2 separate regions of the Homo sapiens genome follow, and region 1 is linked to region 2. Evidence: chromatin loops called from intact Hi-C (ENCODE). Cell type or tissue: PC-3. All regions are shown on one strand.

Region 1 (2,500 bases), 120 kb after region 2:
GTATGGATATAAGTTTTTAACTCATTTGGGAAAACATCAAGGCGCACGATTGCTGAATCATACGGTAAGAAAGAGTACGTTTAGTTTTGTACAAAACTGTCAAACTGTCTTTCAAAGTAGCTGTACCATTTTGCATTCCCACCAGTAATGAAGGAGAGTTCCTGTTGCTCCTCATCCTTACCAGAACTTGCTATCATCAGTGTTCTGCATTTTGGCCATTCTAATAGGTGTGTAGAGGTACCTCATTGTTCTTTTAATTTGCATTTTCCTGATGACATGTGATGTCGAGCATCTTTACATGTGCTTACTTGCCATCTGTATTAGTCCAGTCTCACATTGTTGTAAAGAAATACCTGAGACTGGGTAATTTATAAAGAAAAGAGGTTAAATTGGCTCATGGTTGTACAGGCTGTACAGGAAGCATGATGTTGGCATCTGCTTGGCTTCTCTCAATAAAATTTGGGAAAATTAAAAAAGCAACAGCTCTGAATGATTGGTCTCAAAATGAAATCATAGCCTAAATGGCATCAAGATACTATATAAAAATGTTTATCCATTCACCTATTGAAGGACATCTTGGTTGCTTCCAATTTTTGGCAATTACGAATAAAGCTGCAATAAACATCTATGTATATGTTTTTGTATGCATATAGTTTTCAACTCATTTGGGTAAATATCAAGGCACATGATTGCTGAATTATATGTTAAGAAACAGTTTGTTCTGGGGAGGCCTCAGGAAACTTAGAATCATGGTGGAAGGCAAAGGGGGCACAGGCACATCCCACGGCTAGAGCAGGAGCAAGAGAGAAAAAGGGGAAGGTGCTACACACTTTTAAACAACCAGAGCTCCTGAGAACTCACTCACTGTGGCGAGGACAGTACCAAGAGGATGCTGCTAAACCATCATGAGAAATTCACCCCCAGGATCCCATCACCTCCCACCAGGCCCTACATCCAACGTTGGGGATTACATTTCAACATGAGATTTGGGTAGAAACACATCCAAAGTGTATCACCACCTGTGTATTTTCTTTGGTGAGGTGTCTATTCAGATCTTTTGCCTATTTTTCAGTTGGGTTGCTTGTTTTTGTATTGTTGAAGTTTAAGAGTTCTCCATTTAGTTTGGATAGCTGTCCTTTATCAGACATGTTTTTTGCAAATAGTTTCTCACAATCTGTGATTTGCCTTCTCATTCGCTTACTGTCTTTTGCAGAGCAGGAGATTCTGATTTTGCTGAGATTTTGACTGAGATTGCACTGAACCTATAGATCAATTTGTGTTGACAGTGGATGACTGAGGAGCAGTCCTCCAGGCATCAGTGGAGCACAGGCTGGGAGATAGTCTGGCATCAGAAGGGAGTTGCAAAGGCTGGCGGCCTGCCAGGCTAGGAGGGATGGCTGATTCATATTGGAATCTGTACTCTCTCCTCTCCCACCCACTCTGTAGGCCTGAGTCATAAAGAAACCTTGCGGTGCCTTCCCCTGTGCACCCTTGGTATAGCTGTGAACACTTCCCTCTGCACAGACACATTGACACATGGGGCTTATCACAAGGGACACCCAGAGAGGCTTCCTTGGAGGTGCCCTTGCATGACTTACAGAGTGGCATCCCAGGGGAAAGTAGCTAGGGCTCCTCCCCTGGTCAATCAGACTATCTGGTCCTTTCTGCTCTGAAGGCAGAGACCTCATTTTAGGGCTATAAACCCAGGCAGGACAAAAATAAAATACACATTCCAAAGACTCATGTCATCCTCCCCAGAGCTGGGGAACCACAGCATGGGTGGTAGTCTAGAGGCTGTCCCTCAGATGCTTGGCCTTCCATAGGCAGTTTTGCAACTGTCAAATCCTCCCCGACATCTGCCCCTCTGCTGTGTGTGCTCTCCAGGGGCCCAGGGTGCCGGTTCCCTCTAGCCTCCTTCTACCAAATGAAGCTTCTGCACATGTTCTTCCAAACTCAAATTTCTTGTGGGTAAAATTAGATCAGAGAGCTGGTGTTGCCGGGAAGCTGCCTCGAAAGTGGGTGGCTGCGGGCCATTAGCGGTAAAGATAAGTTAAAATAACTCTAATAAAAATGATGTTGAATGTGGGAAGCTGAAGCCCTTTTTTTGCCCATTATCCTGAGAACTGGTTGTCTTTCTGTTATTCTAGTTGTTTTGGGCCTCAAAATTACATCTGTATTTAAACCAAAGTTTTTATTTTTCCACCCAGATAAAGCCAGCTCTTCTCCTGCTGCTCCGGATAAGTGATTCCTCATCCTGTGTGCCTCAGCTCCTGCCACCACCTCCAAGAAGCCCTCCCTGATCCCCTCACAGAGTTAGCTCTGCACATCCTCTTGCTCCCTGTCTGCCTCACACCAGCTTCTCTGTCACAGTCGGGTCACAGTTGCTCCCTGGGTCTCCTGCCCCACTGGACTGCGAGCCCCTCCTCAGCAGTCACAGGACATATTGATCTTTGCATTCCACAGAAGGTGCACCTAGGAAGTATGAGTCAGAGGAGTGAGT
Region 2 (2,500 bases):
TTAGTGGTTGCCTAGGACTGGGAGGTGGCGTGAGGAGATTGGGGAGTGATAGCTAATGAATACAAAGTTTCTTTGGGGGATTATAAAAATTTACTAAAATTGATTGTGGTGACGGTCACACAATTCTGTAAATGTACTAAAAACCATTGAATTGCACACTTAAAATTGAATTGTAAAGCATGTGATATCTCAATAAAACTGTTATAAAAATATTTAGGTGCTAATTAGTTTGGAAGAGTCATTACTTTAAAATAATTCACAACACTATTTCCTTAACTATCAAACTTAAAAAGTGCATTTAAAACTATGGTTCAATTCCAAGGAGATATAAGATCTCTATGAGGAAAACAAAAACACTGCTGAAAGAAATCATAGATGACACAAACAAAGGTAAACACATTCCATGCTCATGATGGGAAGAATCAACATTGTGAAAATGACCGTACTGCCCAAAGAAATCTACAGATTAAATGCAATTCCATCAAAATACCATCATCATTATTCACAGAACTAGAAAAAAAATCCTAAAATGCATATGGCACCAAAAAAGAGCCCACATAGCCAAAGTAATACTAAGCAGAAAGAACAAACCTGGAGGCATCACACTACCTGACTTCAAATTGTACTACAATTGGTGGCTCACGCCTGTAATCCTACCACTTTGGGAGGCCAAGGTGGGTGGATCACTTGAGGTCAGGAGTTCAAGACCAACCTGGTCAATATGATGAAACCCCATCTCTACTAAAAATACAAAAATTAGCTGGGCATGGTGGCATGCTCCTGTAATCCCAGCTACTTGGGAGCCTGAGGCAGGAGAATCGCTTGAACCCAGAAGGCAGAGGTTGTAGTGAGCCGAGATTGCACCACTGCACTCTAGCCTGGGCAACAGAGTGAGACTCCATCTCAAAAGCAAACAAACAAACAAACAAACTAACTAACTCATTCCACTTCTGGTCTGCTTTATGCTTCTCCTGGGACATTGACAGGAAGTTGCCAAGTCTAAGTAAACAATGAACCAAATATGTTTGTACAGACATGTAGGGAAGAGGTGAACCGCAGGGCTGGGCCTGCCTTGGGAGTCCAACACAACGAATTCATGGCTCATGAGTGTTCTGTAAGCAAGAAATAGATCAGCCATGGTCCAGAACTGTAGCATGGGAAGACAATCCATTCAGACTTATGAATAATCACTGTTCACTGGCTTATCATCACATCCACTCTAGAACACAGGACTCCTCAGGGATGTAGTTTAAGTTCCCTACAATTGGGGTCAAAGGTCACTCCTTTACAATGGGGAGACTTCTATTCCCCATTCATCGAACCTGAGTGGGTTTTACTTGTTTGTATTTTTAGAAAAAGAAGCAAAACTGTATATTCCTCCTTAAATTTAATCTTAAATTTCTTTATGCCCAGCTTCTTGGCAGATACTTCTTCATGAGACTGTTTTAGATATTCGCATATATCACACACTTACATACACATATCTGACATTCCATTCACAGTGTGACATTTTCCATCAGTGCCTTTCCTGGGCACTGATGAATTCACAATTGCACTTAAGGGAGTAGATAAAATTCTGAATCCCGGATTGGCCTGAATTCACATTAAGACAGCCATGATAAGTCTGTGAGCATAATGAATGTCTTCTGCATCTTAGAATTCCGGAGACCTGGATTCTTATAATAGACTCCCTCCCCCACTACCATTTACCAGCAACCAGACTCAGGGTCTTCAGCTAGAATGAGGGCTGATCACACCTGCGCAGCCATCCTCGCCGATCTGGGGAGGTCATGAATAGGAAAGTGCTTTGTGAGCTGCACAGGCAGACTTGGGTTTGAAGTTTGTTTCCATCTTTTTTTTTTTGAGACAGAGTTTTGCTCTTGTCACCCAGGCTGGAGTGCAGTGGCGCGATCTTGGCTCACTGCAACCTCTGCCTCCCAGGTTGAAGCAATTCTCCTGCCTCAGCCTCCCGAGTAGCTGGGATTACAAGCGCCTGCCACCACGCCCGGCTAATTTTTGTATTTTTAGTAGAGACAGGGTTTCGCCATGTTGGCCAGGCTGGTCTCGAACTCCTGACCTCAGGTGATCCACCTGCTTTGGCCTCCCAAAGTGCTGGGATTACAGGCGTGAGCCACTGTGCCCAGCTGTTTCCACCATTTATTGATGAGGGGACCTTGGAAATTTTACTTTACCTCTTTGATCCTTAGATCTTTTATCTGTAAAGATGGACACTAGTATCTGCCCACAGATGAGCTATATAGATTAAATGGGATCAATGTATTTAAACAGCATGAGGTAAGTGCTCAATAAATGGTAGTTATTGTTATTGCTATTACCCTGGCGTTTATAGCAGTTCCATCAATACTATCACCAGTTTTGTCAGCCTCATCCGTATGCTTGGAACAACAAAAAAGATATTTTTGGAGTAGAGGATGAGAAAGTTTGGAAAATGCGGAGAAGGATGCATCATGGGTACGGGGAAAGTTAGGAGGAAATGGCC

What was found. Hi-C counts contacts between places; a loop is a spot of excess contacts. Peaks named below come from ENCODE experiments on the same cell type or tissue, not always from the same donor. Only the 100,000 strongest peaks of a DNase experiment are listed, where the experiment ranks them.
Region 1: a loop joins it to region 2, with 5 times the contacts of the local background. A loop is called at or near these places in 20 of 110 quality-filtered maps.

The regions. Positions count from the first base shown.
Region 1 is chr7:36,114,261-36,116,760 of GRCh38, forward strand. No RefSeq gene overlaps it. Among named protein-coding and RNA genes, the nearest start is that of EEPD1, 38 kb to the right of the region's middle. In PC-3, no CTCF peak of the experiment used is centred here; DNase peaks (open chromatin) are centred at 1,431 and 1,741; H3K4me3 peaks cover 1,011 bases; H3K27ac peaks cover 1,688 bases.
Region 2 is chr7:35,992,863-35,995,362 of GRCh38, forward strand. No RefSeq gene overlaps it. Among named protein-coding and RNA genes, the nearest start is that of EEPD1, 160 kb to the right of the region's middle. RefSeq lists an enhancer at 897-1,191. In PC-3, no CTCF peak of the experiment used is centred here; DNase peaks (open chromatin) are centred at 459 and 1,059; H3K4me3 peaks cover 199 bases; H3K27ac peaks cover 1,849 bases.